Regions from separate parts of the Homo sapiens genome. Here region 1 is linked to region 2. A link is an interaction called in ENCODE POLR2A ChIA-PET data of the cell type or tissue named here. Cell type or tissue: Caco-2. All regions are shown on one strand. Each heading gives the region's core, and the rest is flanking DNA. Links, peaks and the distances in the headings are about the cores only. Region 1 has its middle 14 kb from the start of EGLN2. Region 2 overlaps ITPKC (inositol-trisphosphate 3-kinase C).

Region 1 (8,832 bases), core at 569-8,568, 87 kb before region 2:
TTTTCTTTCCTTTTTTTTTTTTTTTTTGAGACAGAGTCTCGCTCTGTCACCCAGGCTGGAGTGCAGTGGTGCGATCTTGGCTCACTGCAACCTCCGCCTCCCTGGTTCACGTGATTCTCCTGCCTCAGCCTCCTGAGTAGCTGGGACTACAGGCGTGCGCCACCACGCCCGGCTAATTTTTTGTATTTTTAGTAGAAACAAGAGTTTCACCCTGTTAGCCAGGATGGTCTCAATCTCCTGACCTTGTGATCCGCCCACCTCAGCCTCCCAAAGTGCTGGAATTAGAGGCGTGAGCCACCGGCAACCGCACCTACCCTGTTTATTTCTTTTATAGCCAGGGTCTCCCTCTTGTTGCCCAGGCTGGAGTGCAATGGCACAATTCAAGGCTCACTGCAACCTTGAACTTCTGGGTTCAACTGATCCTCCTGCTTCTGCTTCAGATCACCAAATAGCTGGGACTACAGTCACCGTGCCTGGCTAACTTTTTTTTTTTTAATCTTTAGTAGAGACAGGGTCTTGCAATGTTGCCTAGGCTGGTCTTGAACTCCTGACCTAAAGCGATCCTCCCACCTCATCCCCCCAAAGCACTGGGATTACAGGCATGAGCCACCACACCTGGCCACAAAGCAGTATTACCACATTTTTACAGATGAGCAAACTGAGGCTCAGAGAGGTGAAGTGAGTTGCCCAAGATCACACAGAAACAGGCAGAGCTGGTATCTAAATTCAGACTCTGAGGCTACAGACACTGCACTTCTTTTTCTTCTTCTTCCTCTTCTTTTTTTTTTTTCCTTTTTTTAGAGACAAGCTCTCACTCTGTCTCTCAGGCTGGGATGCAATGGCATAATCACATCTCACTGCAGTTTCAGCCTCCCAGGCTCAAGCGATCCTCCCACCTTAGCCTCCTGAGTAGCTGGGACTACAGGGTGCACCACAACCACACCTGGCTAATTTACTTTTATTTTTATTTTTTGAGACAGAGTCTTGCTCTGTCACCCAGGCTGGAGTGCAGTGGCTCGATCTCAGCTCACTGCAACCTCCACCTCCTGGGTTCAAGCAATTTTCGTGCCTCAGCCTCCCGAGCAGCTGGGATTACAGGCGCCCGCTACCACACCCAGCTAATTTTTTTTTTTTTTTTTTTTTTAGTAGAGACAGGGTTTCACCATGTTGGCCAGGCTGGTCTTGAACTCTTGGCCTCAGGTGATCTGCCTACCTCAGCTTCCCAAAGTGCTGGGATTACAGGCATAAGCCACTGCACTCAGCCACTAATTTTTTTATTTTTATTTTTTGTAGAGGCAGTCTCACTATATTGCCCAGGCTGGTCTCGAACTCCTGACCTCAAGTGATCCTCCAGCCTCAGCCTCCCAAAGTTCTGGACAACCTGTGCACACTACCATGCCCTACTCAGACACTGCACTTCTAACTACTACCTTTTAATTCACAAGTCAGAGACCAAGAAAGAGGCAGACACCCTTAAATACAGAGAAAAGCAGAGAAATACCGACACTAAGAAATGGGAGGCAGGGGAATTGAGAGAGAAAATGGAAAGAAACAGAGAAATGACCAGAGAAAGACAGATGAGCAATGACAATGGGAGTTCTGAGGACTGAGGCTCTCTCCCTCAATCCCGAGCCCCTCTTTTCTTTTTCTTTCTTTTTTTTTCTTTTTTTTTTTGGAGGGTTGGGGGGACAGAGTCTCACTCTGTTGCCCAGGCTGGAGTGCAGTGGCATGATCTCAGCTCACTGCAACCTCCACCTTCAGCGCTCAAGTGATTCTCGTGCCTCAGCCTCCCTAGAGTAGCTGGGATTACAGGCATGCACCACCATGCCCGGCTAATTTTTGTATTTTTAGTAGAGATGGGGTTTCACCATGTTGGCCAGGCTTGTCTTGAACTACTGGCCTCAAGTGATCTGCCCACCTCAGCCTCCCAAAGTGCTGGGATTACAGGCATGAACCACTGCACTCGGCCCTCCCACCCTCTCACTGAAATTCTCTGAAATTCTCCCCTTTGGGATGAGGATGGCAACCCCAGGCATGTACCCTCCCAACCTGGGACCCGACCTAATACCCTAACATCCTGCTGACAGTGGCTGTTCTCGCTGGGCAGGCGTCCCAAAGCACATCGAGCCAGATTCAGGCAGAGTGGAACTGGCCCCTCAGCCATCAGTGGAGGTGGCCTGGGAGGCTCTACCCTGAACGGGGTCTCCCCAAAGTGATGCAGAAACTGGGACATGCTCTGCTGAGCATGGGGCTGACTGGAGTGAGGCTTATAGGCAGTGCCCACATGGGGATTAAGATGTCAGCTCTTTAATCCCCACACTGTTCCCATCACAGGCTGACCAGAGTCTGCCCCAGGACCCAGCCAGGGACACAGAGGTCGGGGGAGAGAGGGAGAAGAGAGGGAGAGACAGAGAGACTCAGAGGTCCTGAGAAAGACAGGCAGAGAGAGATGATGGAGAAAAACACGTGAAGACACTGAGAAGAGATGGAGAGGAAAAGGAAGAGACAGATACGCAGGGATGGCAAAGAGATCCTGGAAAACAGAGACCGGGAGGAGAAAGAGAGCCACTGAGAAAAGGGAAAGACAGTGATGTCCAGAGAGAGGAAAGACAAAGAGACCCTAAAGCAAAGATAAATAAAGAGAACAGAAATGAAGAGAGATAGAGAGACCTGAGAGAAAAAGAAAAAGGGAGGAAAAGAAAGAGAGAAACAGAGAAATCCAGTCTAATTACAAAGAGATAGAAACACCAAGGCGGGAGGATCACTTGAGCCCAGGAGTTCGAGACCAGCCTGGGCAACATAGTGAGACCTGGTCTCTATAAATATTTTTAAAATTAGCTAGGCATGGTGGCACGCACCTCTAGTCCCAGCTACTTGGGAGGCTCAGGTGGGAGGATCACTTGAGCCCAGGCAGTCATGGCTGCAGTGAGCTGTGATGGTGCCACTGCACTCCAGCCTGGGCGACAGAACAAGACAGACAGAAGGGAAGGGAAGAGAAGAAGAAAGGGAAAAGAGGGGAGGGGAGGGAAGAAAGAGGCTGGGCATGGTGGCTTATGCCTGTGATCCTAGCACTTTAGGAGGCTGAGGCAGGAGGACTGCTTGAGACCAAGAGTTGAAGACCAACCTGGCCAACCTAACAAGACCCTGTCTCTATAAAAAAAAAAAAAAAAACAAAGAGAAGTAGCGAGGAAGAAAAATTGGGCATTCATTCAACAAACATTTACTAAGTGCCTACTGCTGTGCTGGGCACTACTTTAAGTGCTGGGATACAGAAGCGAACAAGACAAAATCCCTGCTCTAGAAGAGCTGACATTCCAGAGGACAGCCCACCCGAGCAAAACGGAGGAAGAGTCAGGAGCTGGGGAGAAACCAGAAGCCATAATAAACAGGATCCATTAAAGCCTGTCACAGAGGGTGGGGTAGGGCTGGGGGAGGATGCAGCTTACTGTGCCCCACCACACTCCCGCTGTCAGTGGAGTCAGCAGCTCTGAGCAGGGGTCCTGCCCCACAACCCCTGTCAGTCACCAGGTTCCAGAAAGGCTGACAGGTAGGAAGACCCAGGATAGGGGAGGACAGAATATGGAGGTACAAGGGGGTAAACATGCGGAAAGGCACGCTGAAGAAATAAGGAGAGGCACAGAAGTGCCAGGCTGAGACAAAGGGAAGCACAGACTAGGGGAGATACAGGGAGGGGAAGACACAGACATACTGAAAAGAGAGACAGAAAACAGACACAAACAGAGGCAGAGACTGAGAGAAAAGAGAGAGAGATGGGAAGAGACAGAAAGAGGAGAGAGAGAGATGAACACAGAAACACAGAGACTGAGAGTGAGGGAGGCTGGGCGCGCTGGTTCACAACTATACTCCCAGCAGTTTGGGAGACCAAGGCAGAAAGATTGCTTGAGCCCAGGAGTTGGAGACCAGCCTGGGCAACACAGTGACATCCTGTCTCCTTAAAAAATACAAAAATTGGCCGGACGTGGTGGTGTGTACCTATGGTCCCAGCTACTTGGGAGGCCAAGGTGGGAGGCTTGTTTGATCCCAGGAGGTTGAGGCTGCAGTGAGCCATGATCGTACCACTGCACTCCAGCCTGGGGGACAGAAGCCAGGCTCTGTCTCAAAAAAAAAAAAGAAAAAAGGAAGGGAGGGAGGGAGGGAGGGAGGGAGGGAGGGAGGGAGGGAGGGACGGACAGAGGGAGGGAGGGAGGGAGCAAGCAAGACTGAGAGATGAAACAAAGATACACAGAGACCCTCCCAGAGACAATGCCAGTCCTAGGCTCTGCACAGTCCACCCCCCGCCCACCATCTCCCCAGGTCTGGGCCCTGTGCCAGGCACTTGGAGGAAGGCTGGATTTGGCCAAGCAGGGACAGGCAGGAGGGTGGACCACATTCCTGAACAGTCTGTTCCAAATACAGCCCCAACCTCACTGCTCCCACCACCGCAGCCCTGGCCCATCCAGGCCAGAGTCTGCCCCCTCTAGCCCATGCCCTAGGATGGGGGTTGGGGGGGATAGATGAGAGAATGAGGGATAAGTTTGTCTGTCGTCATGGCCTGGCCTCAGACAGGGACTTGGGGGACTGGATACCAGGGGGTTCAGCAGCATGGGCACAGAACATTTGGGGGCATCTGGGAGCCAGTGCCTTGGGGATAGAGATGGTAGATTCAGGGCAGGACATAATATGGAGGTACAAGGGGATCAACATGCAGAAAGGCACCCTGAAGAACTAAGGAGAGGCACAGAAGTGCCAGACTGATGGACACCCAGAAGCCAGGGAAATTGAAGGCAGATCTGGGGAACAAGCATAGTACACAGGGTCCTAAGAGTAATGGAAGTGACAAGGGCTCAGGTGTGAGCTCCTAGGAATCACAGGCACAGAGCACAGGAATGCCAGGGGTGTCTTTAGAAGTGTATTTGAGCCAGGCGCAGTGGCCTGTAGTCTCAACACCTCGGGAGGCCGAGGCAGGCGGATCACCTGAGGTCAGTAGCTTGAGATCTGCCTGGCCAACACGGTGAAACTCCGTCTCTACTAAAAATACAAAAATTAGCCAGGCCTAGTGGTGCATGCCTGTAATCCCAGCTACTCAGGAGGCTGAAACAGGAGAATCTTGAACCTGGGAGGTGGAGGTTGCAGTGAGCCGAGATCCCACTGCTGCACTCCAGCCTGGGCAACAAGAGTGAAACTCTAAGAAGGGAAAAAAAAAAAACAGAAGTGGTGTATTTGAGAGTCGGTGTGTATTTAGGAATCAGAGGTACAGGGTACAGCGTTCAGGGGACCCAGAGGTGGCCCGGAGATTGAGGAATACACACTTACAGGCCAAGTAAATTGGACTCAAAGGTGCTAGGGGCTCAGGAGGGTGCACCTGTTGTCCAGGTGTGTTGCCATGAAAATGCTGGTGCACGAAAGTTGCTAAGTAAGACAGGCTGAGGCAGACACACAAAAAAAGCCAGGGGGAGCCAGGGCACAGCTCCACTAGGGCTGGGGGCGGGGTGGAGACGTCGGGTTGGGGAATCCACGGAATGAGCAGCCCGGAGACGCCCACTCCTCCCACATCGGGTCTCCGCCCCGCTCCACCCCTAAGACCCCTTGGAAATCAAATAGAGGTGAAGGGGTGCAGGCGTGGAGAATTGCAGGCATGTCGCGGGTATCGCTGCGCTGCTGTTGTGGCTTCTGGTGCTGGCGCCGGCGTGGTGGGGGTAGGGTGGGTGCCGCGCTCAGATGCGGGGGTCCCTACCTCCCCGGCCCAGGCCGCTCCCATTGCTGGGGAACTTGCAGCTGCAGTCCGGAGGCCTGGACCGCGCACTCCATTCCCGACAGGAATGGGGGAACGGAATTCTGGATTCGTGAAGGTGGGGCTGGGGACTAGAACTCCTCCTGAATGAAGACAGCTGAGGGTTTGTACTCTATGATCCTGAGGAAGGACAGGAAGGATGAGTGCTCCGGACTGCTGAGTACTAGGAAAGGAGAATAGGGAGTGGAGAGCCTGGGGCCGGGACACTGGGTCGTAACGAAGGAGCCCAGAGCAGGAAATCAGGTTGTGGGAAGAGGGGAGCAGGGGGTCTGTTCTGGTTCAGGGTGGGCAGGCTGAGTACTGAGGGCCCAGGAGACGACTCTGAGGGTGCAGGAGGCTGGGAAGCTGGACTTCCAGGTCCTAAGGGAAGAAGGAAGTGGGGGCCTGGACTCCTGGATCTCAGGGAGGAAGGAGCTGGGGATTTGAATTCCTGGGCCTGAGGAATGAGGGTCTGAGACGAGGACTCCTGGGTCTGAAGGAAGAGGGAGCTGGGGGCAATGGCTCCGATGAGGAACCCTATGGGCACCCGCTGAGCACCGGCTACCCGTAGCTCTCCGGCCGCTGGGGCCGGGTGTTCACAGTGCGGCTGGGCCCGCGCCCTGCGGTGGGGCTGTGCGGCTACGCAGCGCTGCGGGACGCGTTAGTGCTACAGGCGGATGCGGTCTCTGGCCGCGGGTCCATGGCAGTCTTCGAACGCTTCACACGCGGAAACAGTGAGGCCCCGGCGCTGGACTTGCCGGCCCGGACGCTCCAGGCTGGGCGGGTAAATGGTAGAGGCGGGCAAATGGGGGCGGGGCCTAATAGAGACTCCAGCTAATGAGGTGCAAACGGCCGAGAGAGGGCGGGGCGGCGCTAAAGCGTAAGGTTAGAATGGAGGTTCATCCTGCAGCCAACAGGAGAAAAGAGCCTAAGAGTCAAAGCCCGAGAGCCAGCCTAGGTCAGGGATGGAGCCCAGCAAAGGCGGGGCCAATGTGTGGATAGGGCACTTGGAGGTCTGGTAAAGAAGCAAAGGGAACGAAGCCGGCCGCAGGAGTCGGAGGCCCCTAAAGGGATGTAGCCAGTGACCCGGCGCTTCCTGGATAGGGCGTGGCCGGCTCCCCGGCCCGCCTCCTTTCCCGTCCCCACCACAGGAATCTTGTTTTCTAACCGGCCGTGCTGGTGGACACTGCGCAATTTTGCACTTGGAGCGCTTAAGAAGTTCGGGTTGGGTACGCGGACCGTCGAGGCGCGCGTCCTGGAGGAGGCGGCTTGTCTGCTAGACGAATTTCAAGCCACCATTGCTTCGGCCTGGCCGGGAGAGCGGAAGGGCCTGGTGTGGGAGAGTCCCTTGCACTGCCAAGACGGGGCCACTGGAAGGTATTTGGGTGGAAGAAAGCCAGTAAGCCCATGGGGCTGGCTGGGGGCAGGACCACGCGTTATGACCACCGTCCTGTTCCTACCCCCAGGAGCCCCGTTTGACCCCGTGCGGCTACTGGATAATGCTGTATCCAATGTTATCTGTTCTTGTCTTCGGGAACCGCTATCGCTATGGGGACCCGGAGTTCCTGAGGCTCCTGAACCTCTTCAGTGACAACTTCTGCATCATTAGTTCCAGATGGGGCGAGGTGAGAGGGCCGGCCACAATCTTTCCTTGGTGCGTCCAGCCTTATGCCAAATCCCGAGTACACAGACCTACCTACAATGGATCATTAGAATGGGACAGATTCCTGGAAGAGTTCTAGAACATCCAGTATCAAAGTCCTAGTCCAATCTCCCTGTAGGGAAACTAAGGCCTAGTGGCCTTGTGCAGGGCCCATGTTGAGACAGACCCTGTCTCTCCAGATGTACATTTGCCTGTCCCTCATGGACTGGCTCCCGGGCCCGCACCACCGAATCTTCCGAAACTTTTCGGAGCTGCGGGTCATCTCTGAGCAAATTCAACGACACTGGCAGATGCGGCAGCCAGCGGAGCCCCGCGATTTCATTGATTGCTTGACCAGATGGGTAAGGCATGGGTCCCAGCTCTCTAAACTCTATCCATGCCGCCCACCAACAGGTGCCTGGCACGCGGCAGCACATCTCCTCTGCCCACAGTAACAGCAGGACCCGGAGAGCCATTTCCAGGAGTAGACGTCGGTAATGACGACGCATTTTTTTTTTGGCGTCACCGAAACCACGAGCACCACCCTGTGCTATGGGCTCCTCATTCTGCTTAAGTACCTAGAGGTGGCAGGTGTGCAACCCGGAGAGACCCAGAATGGGAGGCTGCAGTCTGGGGATGGCTGGAGGGTCCTGGAAGTGCGCAGCTCACAGCCTCCCCCGGCCTGAGCCAAGGTGCAGGAGCTGGACCCTGTGGTAGGGTGGAGGCCCGCCCCAAGCCTGGACTATCGCGTGTGCCTGCCCTACGCCAACGCAGTGCTGCTCGAGATCCAGTGCTTCATCAGCGTGGTGCCCCTGGGGCTGCCGCGCACCCTCACCCTCGACACCCACCTGCACAGCCACTGTCTGCCCAAAGGTACCCACTGAGTCTGGGGATCCCGTGCGGGACCCGGGTGCATGAGATCAGCCAGAATCAGCAGGTGTGCGCTGTGCAGACCAAAACACAATCAGTTACCCCTGGAGCAGGAAGGCAGCTCTGCCTTCCCTTAGGCTTTTTGTTGTTGTTGTTTGAGACGGAGTCTGGCTCTGTCATTCAGGCTAGAATGCAGTGGCATGATCTTGGCTCACTGCAACCTCCACTTCCTGGGTTCAAGCGATTGTCCTGCCTCAGCCTCCTGAGTACCTGGTATTACAGGCACCCACCACCACGCCTGGCTAATTTTTGTATTTTTAGTAGAGACAGGTTTCGCCATGTTGGCCAGGCTGGTCTCGAACTTCTGACCTCAAGTGATCTGTCCTCAGCCTCCCAGAGTGCTGGGATTACAGGCGTGAGCTACTTGCCCGGCCTATTCCCTTGGGCTTTTAAAAAGCGTCTTGGATGGAGGTGGTGCAGGTGCTCACCAAGCCCGCAGGTAACCCAAGTTGCATGTATCCCCAGGGCACTTTTGTGATTCCCCTGCTTG
Region 2 (8,832 bases), core at 231-8,230:
GAGCTATAATCATGCTCCTTCACTTCAGTCGGGGCAACAGAATGAGACTCTGTCTCAAAAAAGAGTAATAATACAAATACTATTTTGTTTATAAAAATATGTTTATCAAAAGACTACTAAAAGAATGAAATGGGAGAGTTGAAGACTATGTGTGTGTCTGTGTGTGTGTGTCTGTGTGTGTGTGTGTATACAGCCTCCCAGAGTGTTGGGATTATAGGTGAGAGCCACTGAACCCAGCTGGAGAAAGCAATTAGAGTTCACTTCTTGCAGACTAGGCGTGGTGGCTCACGCCTATAATCCCAGCATTCTGGGAGGCCGTAGTGGGTGGATCATCTGAGGTCAGGAGTTCCAGACCAGCCTGGCCAACATGGTGAAACCCCATCTCTACTAATAATACAAAAATTAGCCAGGTGTGGTGGCGGGCGCTTGTAATCCTAGCTACTTGGTTTACACAGGAGAATCACTTAAACCCAGGAGGTGGAGATTGCAGTGAGCCGAGATCGTGCCACTGCACTCCAGCCTGGGCGATAGAGTAAGACTCTGTCTCAAAGAGGAAAAAAAGGGATCCTATTCCAAACCCATCGGAATGGTTTAAGTTAATAAAACAGACAGTACCAAGCACCGGTGAGAATCTGGGACGACTGTAACACTCATACATGGTGGTGGGAAGGTACACTGGTACAACCACTTTGAAAATGGACTTGGCGCTATTTTCTTTTCTTTTCTTTTCTTTTTTTTGAGACAGGGTTCCACTCTTGTTGCCCAGGCTGGAGTGCAATGGCTCAATCTCAGCTCACCGCAACCTCCACCTCCCAGGTTCAGGCAATTCTCCTGCCTCAGCCTCCTGAGTAGCTGGGATTACAGGCATGCACCACCACGCCTGGCTAATTTTTTGTATTTTTAGTAGAGACAGGGCTTCACCACGTTGGTCAGGCTGGTTTGGAACTCCCAACCTCAGGTGATCCACCAGCCTCGGCCTCCCAAAGTGCTGGGATTACAGGCGTGAGCCACCGCGCCTGGCCAGGCCAATATTTTCAATAATGCCCACCCCCTGCCCTCCATCCCTGCCCCAGGGCTGCCCCAGCCCCACCTGCTGCCCATCTTGCAGTCCATAATGGAGGGGCCCTCAAAGTCAGCCAGGAGGTCTTCCATCTGGTTGAAGGTCTGGCCATCCTGCAGCACCATGCCATAGTAGGCAGGCACGAAAGGTCGCAGCGGGTCTTTCATCAGCTGCTCCAGGCTGCGCTGCTCACACTGACAGAAACGTTTCAGAATCCGACCATCCTCTCCTGCCTGGAAGTTCCCTAAAGGTGGTAGAATAAATGAGAGGATCAGGAACTGGATCAGGAAGAGAACCTCTCCGCAGCTGCCTGTTTGCATCAGATCCTGGCCACCATTATCTTGCCCGACCCTCCTGCAATGCTTTCTCTCCCTGCAACTTTTTTTTTAATGATTTTAAGATTTTATTTTATTTTTTTGAGATGGAGTCCCACTCTGTTGCCCAGGCTGGAGTGCAATGGTGCGATCTCGGCTCACTGCAACCTCCGCCTCCCGGGTTCAAGCAATTCTCCTGCTTCAGCCTCTCAAGTAGCTGGGATTACAGGTGCACACCACCAAGCCCAGCTAATTTTTGTATTTTTAGTAGAGACAGGGTTTCACCTTGTTGGTCAGGCTGGTCTTGAACTCCTGACCTCAGATGATCCACCCGCCTTGGCCTCCCAAAGTGCTGGGATTACAAGCGTGAGCCACTGTGCCCAGGCCGCAACTCTTAAAAGTCTTGCCCAGGGGTTGGTAAGGAAAGGGCGAATTTCTGTTCTCTGTTGCTTAAACCAAGTCCTGTTCCCAGCACAGGATATCCTAATTTGTTTTGTAATTTTTGATTGTACACATGTGATCATCTGTGGGAATTCTGTGAGATCTAAGTCCAGAGCGTCACTCTCCAGAGTGGATTTGCTTTTGCTGCTGCCTGGAATCCCAAGGTGCTAACAACCAGGGCCTATTTAAGTTAATTTATAGATCAAGCATTTCCTGGACCACGCAGAGTGTATAGATTATAATAATTCTAATTTCTTCTAGTGGCCAGCTGTATTTTCAGATTATATTTTCTTTTTCTTTTTTTATTTGAGAGGATCTCACTCTGTCACCCAGGCTGAAATTGAGTGGTATAATCATAGCTCACTGCAGCCTCAAGCTCCTAGATTCAGGTGATCCTCCCACCTCAACCACCAGAGTAGCTAGGACTACAGGTGTGCACCCCCACCACTCCCAGCTAATCTAAAAAAAAAAAATGTGTAATGTCGGGTTGGGGTAGTGTTGCTATGATGCCCAGGCTGGTCTCGAACTCCTGGCCTCAAATGATCCTCCCATCTCAGCCTCCCAAAGTGCTGTGATTATGTCCAGCCTGGATTACATTTTCCAAAGTTGGCTACAACAGTATCTCCTGATCACAGTGGGTCTCAGACCCATTCCTGATCCTGCTCTTATAGAATTTTCCCATCAAGGAGTATACTCTTAATTGCTCTCCCAAGCTGGGTGCAGTGGCTCATGCCTATAATCCCAACACTCTGGGAGGTTGAGGCAGGAGGATCCTTTAAGGCCAGGAGTTCAAGGCTGCAATGAGCTATGACTGCACCACTGCACTCCCGCCTGGGCAACACTGAGATCCTATCTCAAAATTAAATGAATAAATAAAAAATAGATTGCTCTCCCATTAAATATGGGACGGTTTATGGCAGAAGTGCTACTGCATGACTTCTGTTGGCAGAGACACTTACCTTCAAGGTAGTCCTGAGCTGTCTTGTTAGAAATCTGAGTACTCTGAGGCCACCATACTGTGAGGAAGCTCAAGGAGCTACATGGCAAAGCCACGTGGCAGCCCCATCTGAGACCCCAGCCAATAGCCAGCATCAATCACCACGCATGCAAGTGAATGAACCTCCAAAAGTTTTCAGCTTGTAGCCTCCAGGTGTCCCTAGCTGAGTTCCCAGATATTGTGGAGCAGTGAAAAGCCATCCCTGCCATCCTGTCTGAATTGCTGACCCAAAACTTCTGAGGTCAATAAAATGATTGTTTTATTCTACTAAGTTATTTTTTTTAACCATCACTAAGTCTTGGGGTTTTTGGGTTTTGTTTTGTATTTATTTTATTTTATTTTATTTATTTATTTATTTTTGAGACAGAGTCTCGCTCTGTCACCCAGGCTGGAGTGCAGTGGTGCTATCTCGGCTCACTGCAACCTCCGCCTCCCGGGTTCACGCCATTCTCCTGCCTCAGCCTCCCGAGTAGCTGGGATTACAGGCGCCCGCCACCATGCCCGGCTAATTTTTTGTATTTTTAGTAGAGACGGGGTTTCACTTTGTTAGCCAGGATGGTCTCGATCTCCTGACCTCGTGATCCGCCTGCCTTGGCCTCCCAAAGTGCTGGGATTACAGGCGTGAGCCACCGCCCCTGGCGTATTTATTTTTGAGACAGGGTCTCACTCGGTCATCTAGGCTAGAGTACTGTGGTGCGATCAAGGCTCACTGCATCCCAGACCTCCTGGACTCAAGTGATCTTCCCACCCTCAGCTCCCAAGTACCTGGGACCACAGGTGCATGCCACCATGCCCAGTTAATTTCTTTATTTTTCGTAGAGACAAGGTCTCACTATGTCACCCAGGCTGGTCTCAAACTCCTGGGCTCAAGTGATCCTCCCACCTCAGCCTCCCAAAGTGCTAGAACTACAGCCATGAGCCGCTGTGCTCTGCTGAGTTTTGTTTTTTTAATAAACTCAGCAATAGTAACCAGAACACATATAGATGGCAAACTTGTGTTGACACAGTTTTAGGGGGTCTTGCCTTATTTCCAGGTCAGATCTAAAGACAAACAAGGCAGACAAATTCTCTTACTGTCGCCATTTGCCAATGGGCACACTTTTCTAGTCCAGCCTGCTGCTGGTTTTTGCAAATAAAGTTTTATTGGAATACAGACACACTCATATGTTTACATAGTGTCTATGGCAGCTTTCCTGCTGTAACAGCAGAGCTGAGTAGTTGCGACAGAGACCATAGGCCCACAAAACCTAAGATATTTATGGCCTAGCCTTTCAAAAGAGCACTATATGCCACCATTGTGCTACTCTGTGCTGCAGGCATTTGCAAGGTCCTGGGGGCAAAATGTTACAGCTGCTACTTACTGAAGGCCTGCTATGCTCTGAACACGCGGAGAAGGCAAGGAGTGATCATTTCCATTCATAAGAGTCCTGTGCCTCAGTCTTTTTTTTTTTTGAGACGAAGTTTCGCTCTTGTCACTCAGGCTGCAGTGCAATGCTGCGATCTTGGCTCACTGCAACCTTCACCTCCCGGGTTCAAGTGATTCTCCTGCCTCAGCCTCCTGAGTAGCTGGGATTACAGGCACCCGCCACCATGCCTGGCTAATTTTTTTATTTTTAGTAGAGAAGGGATTTCACCACATTGGCCAGGCTGGTCTTAAACTCCTGACCTCAGGGGATCCACCCACCTCGGCCTCCCAAAGGCCTGGGATTACAGGCATGAGCCACTGCGCCCAGCCAATCTTTTTTTTTTTTTAATTGAAACGGGGTCTCACTATATTGCCTAGGTTGGTCTTAAACTCCTGGGCTCAAGCGATCCTCCTGTTTTGGCCTGCCAAAGTGCTAGGATTACAGATGTAAGCCACCGTGCCTGGCCTCAATCTTTATATACATTTTGATTTTAACTCTTCGGTTAATCCTGCAAGGGAGGTAAGGTTATCTCCACATTAACAGATGGGGCAGCTGAGGCCCAGTAAAGGAAAGTAACTTGCCCAAGGTCACCCATGAATACAGAGCAGAACTAGGGTTTGAGCTCAGGTCCGTCTGAAGCTCCCTCTCTCCACCAGAATAACAAGGAATAGCCCTCTGCCCTGACATACGAAGGGCCAGGCCCAGGCCTAAGCACTGCCCATAACAGTCCCATAAGGTGGGGACTGTCACCAAGCCCATCACTAGGTGGGGGAACTAAACTACAGAGAACATCCCTTTCCCTGGCCCAGGAGACTCTGCCCAGCTCTGTCCACCACCACCCCACTTACCAGCATGTCCAGAAAGCTGGACCCAAGGGTAGTGTTTTCGGAAGGAGACCACAAAGGGTGAATACTTCAGAACTGTCTTCAGCTTCTTCCAGGGTTTGCTCTGTAGGGAGCAGAGCAGGGTGGGGTCAGGGCCAAGGCCAGGGAAGGCAGGGGCTAGAGGTGCTGCCATGAGAGGGAACGAAAGGGGACCTGCAGTCTTTCCAGGGCCAGGGGCTTCCTGGGATCACTGTTCCCAGGCTTGTTGGGGTGAGTGAGCCCCACTTAGTTCGGCAATCACATGATCGCCCAAAGCCCTCAGCAAGATAGGGGAAATTCTTTGCCCATTTCTCCCCTCTGTCATCACTTTCTTTGTATCTATGTCTCTCTGTCCTTCTCTTATGAGTAAGGATCTTATGAGTAAGGACAGGCTAGGTTTTGTTGTGGTTTAACAAACAACCCTTACATCTTCCACTGCACATACACAGTTCCAAATCTTCTTTTTTTTTTTTTTTTAATTGAGACAGGGTCTCTGTCACCTAGTCCAGAGTGCAGTGGTATGATCTTGGCTCACTGCAACCTCTGCCTCCGAGGTTCAAGTGATCCTCCTGCCTCACCCTCCGAGTAGCTGGGACTACAGGTGCATGCCACCATGTCTGGCTAATTTTTGTATTTTTAGTAGAGATGGGGTTTCACCATGTTGCCCAAGCTGGTCTTGAGCTCCTGACCTCAAGCAGTCCACCTGCCTCAGTCTCCCAAAGTGTTGGGGTTTCAGGCATAAGCCATTATGTAGGGACCAGTGTCAAATATTGGAAGCCCCATCTCTGTCCCTAAACCAGGTCAGACCTTTTGGGGAAAATTATAGAGGCAGGAGTTGATGGATGGAGATGGACCACAGAGAGAGACAGAAACAGAGAGGCAGATGACATAGTGATGACAGAGAGACAGAGACAGCGACAGAGACCGTGGCAGTCATGACAGCTGTTCACCACATAGCTCCAGCTATTAGTTCAGGGATGTCCCTGCCCTCCTGAACTGGGGATTGTTGTTTTTTGTTTGTTTTGTTTTGTTTTAGAGACCGGGTCTCACTCCGTCAGCCAGACTGCAGTACAATGGCACCATCATAGCTCACTGCAACCTCCAACTCCTGGACTCAAGCGATGCTCCCATCCCAGCCTCCTGAGTAGTCAGGACTACAGGCGTGTGCCACCATGCCCAGCTACTTTATGGCATCTTGCTATGTTGCCCAGGCTGGTCTTGAACTCCTGGCCTCATGCAATCCTCCCATCTTGGTCTCCAAAGTGCTGGGATTATAGGTGTGAGCCACCACACCTGGCCTTGCTTTGGCCAATTAACTGGGAGCAGAAGTGTCACTTTCGGGTAGGAGCCTTAAGAGCCAGTTTATGACTCGCCACGTTTGTTCCCCAGTGGGGGAGGGAGTAAGAAAAGAAATGGAAGCTCCCTCAGCCTGGGACCCTGAGTGAAGACAGCATGAAGCAGAGCCCTTGACCCACCACTGACCTGTGACCAATGTGTAGTATAAAGCAAAATAATCCTTTGTTGTTCTAAGTCACTAAGATTTGGGGGCTCTTTGTTACTGCAGAAAATCCTGACCTACCCTGACTAATACAGAGACAGGTATAGAATTGCTAAAAGATAAAGAAATAGGCCGGGTGTGGTGGCTCTCACCTGTAATCCCAGCATTTCGGGAGGGTGAGGTGGGCAGATCACCTGAGGTCAGGAGTTTGAGACCAGCCTGGCCAACATGGTGAAACCCCACCTCTACTAAAAATACAAAAATTAGCCGGGCGTGGTGATACACACCTGTAGTCCCAGCTACTCAGGAGGCTGAGGCATGAGAGTCGTTTGAACCCGAGAGGCAGAGGTTGCGGTGAGCCAAGAACACGCCACTGCACTCCAGCCTGGGCGACAGAGCAAGACTGTCTCAAAAACAAAAAAAAAACAAAACAAATATAGGAAGACTAAAAGAGAGAGATACAAAGTAATGATGAAAAGAAAAAGATGAACAGAAGTAGACAAAGAGAGAGAGAACAAAGGAAACCACAAAAGCAGCGGGTACGATGGCTTACGCCTGTAATCTCAACACTGGGAAACCAAGGTGGGAGGACCACTGAGCCCAGGAGATTGAGGCCAGCCTGGGCAATATAGCAAGACCCCATCTCTACAAAATGTTTAAAAATTAGGCCGGGCGCAGTGGCTCATGCCTGTAATCCCAGCACTTTGGGAGGCTGAGGCAGGCGGATCATGAGGTCAGGAGATTGAGACCATCCTGGCTAACACAGTGAAACCCCGTCTCTACTAAAAATACAAAAAATTAGCTGGGCATGGTGGCGGGCACCTGCAGTCCCAGCTACTCGGGAGGCTGAGGCAGGAGAATGGTGTGAACCTGAGAGGCAGAGGTTGCAGTGAGCCGAGATTGTGCCACTGCACTCCAGCCTGGGCGAGAAAGCGAGACTCCATCTCAAAAAATAAATAAATAAATAAATAAAAAATTAAGAATCAGCTAGGCGTGGTGGTGTGCACCTGTAGTCCCAGCTACTCAGGAGGCTAAGGTGGGAGGATCACTTGAGCCCTGGAGGGTGAGGCTGCAGTGAGCAGTGATTGTGCCACTGCACTCCAGACTGGGTGACCCAGTGAGACCCTGACTCAAAAAAATAAGAAAGAAAGAAAGAAAACCAGAGAAGCAAATAGAAAACAGGGTTTTCGTTGTATCATGCCGACTAAACTATGAGCTTTTTGAGACAGGGTTAGTGTCTGATTCATGAACACATACACACACAGGAATACATTCTGCACCCCACAAGCATGTCAAGTCCCTTAGCAAGTACTGGAAGAGTGGGTCACCTCCAGAGAAGGAAACTGTATGGCTCATCCCTCTCCTACCCCAGGATCAGGGACGTGTTCATCTCTCCCGCCCCCTCAGAGCCCAGCTACCTCACAGACATCTCTTTGACAGTGGGAAGGTTAAGAGGGAGTCAGGGTTCGGGAAGGGCTAGTCCCTCCCCAATCCAGCTGCCGGCCCTGGGGAAGAGATGATTAATAAAGGTTCCTGTTTACTAAGTACCTGGAACATTCCAGACACAATGACAAAGACTCAGTGTGCCACAACCTACTTAATTTCTAAAAACACAACCCCAGGGAGATTATCGTCTCGGTGTTACAAAGGAGGAAACAGAGGGTCTGAGAGGTGAAGCCACTTACCTAACATCACCCCACACAGCGCTGGGGTTCTAGCTCTGGTTGGATCCCAGTGCCTTGGGGCTTATCCCCTACACACTTGCTGGACTACAAGCTCATGATGGCAGAGACTGGGGTTGTCATGGTTATGATTATGTCCCCAGCACATGGCCTGGCACACGACAGACGCTCCAGAAACATTCTTTGATGCTTGGACTGAAGAATGTTAGTTGGGATTTTTTTAATAGTAATTTTTTTTTTTTTTGAGACAGGATCTCACTCTGTTGCCCAGGCTGGAGTGCAGAGGTGTGATCTTGGCTCACTGCAACCTCTGCCTCCCAGGCTCAAGCAATCCTCCTGCTTTAGCCTCCCGAATAGCTGGAAAACAGGCATATACCACCACATCTAGCTAGTTCTTTTTTCCTTTTAGTAGAGATGAGGTCTCACTGTGTTGCCCAGGGTGGTCTCAAATTTCTGGGCTCAGGCAATCCTCCCACCTCAGCCTCCCAAAGTGCTGGGATTATAGGCATAAGCCACCACACCTGGCCCCTTAATCATAAACATAATATCTTCTCTCTCTGTTTTATGTTAG

What was found. Peaks named below come from ENCODE experiments on the same cell type or tissue, not always from the same donor. Only the 100,000 strongest peaks of a DNase experiment are listed, where the experiment ranks them.
Region 1: POLR2A ChIA-PET joins it to region 2 with 7 read pairs; 13 of 35 experiments call an interaction of 5 or more read pairs at or near these places.

Annotation. Positions count from the first base shown.
Region 1 is chr19:40,808,900-40,817,731 of GRCh38, reverse strand. It overlaps the pseudogene CYP2T1P. Among named protein-coding and RNA genes, the nearest start is that of EGLN2, 14 kb to the right of the region's middle. RefSeq lists an enhancer at 5,122-6,012. In Caco-2, for the core only: no CTCF peak of the experiment used is centred there; DNase peaks (open chromatin) are centred at 5,486 and 6,801; H3K4me3 peaks cover 1,970 bases.
Region 2 is chr19:40,721,674-40,730,505 of GRCh38, reverse strand. It overlaps ITPKC (inositol-trisphosphate 3-kinase C), which reads right to left. Exons shown (of 7, transcript NM_025194.3): 2 at 5,067-5,166; 3 at 1,091-1,304. Among named protein-coding and RNA genes, the nearest start is that of ITPKC, 9.0 kb to the right of the region's middle. In Caco-2, for the core only: no CTCF peak of the experiment used is centred there; a DNase peak (open chromatin) is centred at 4,118.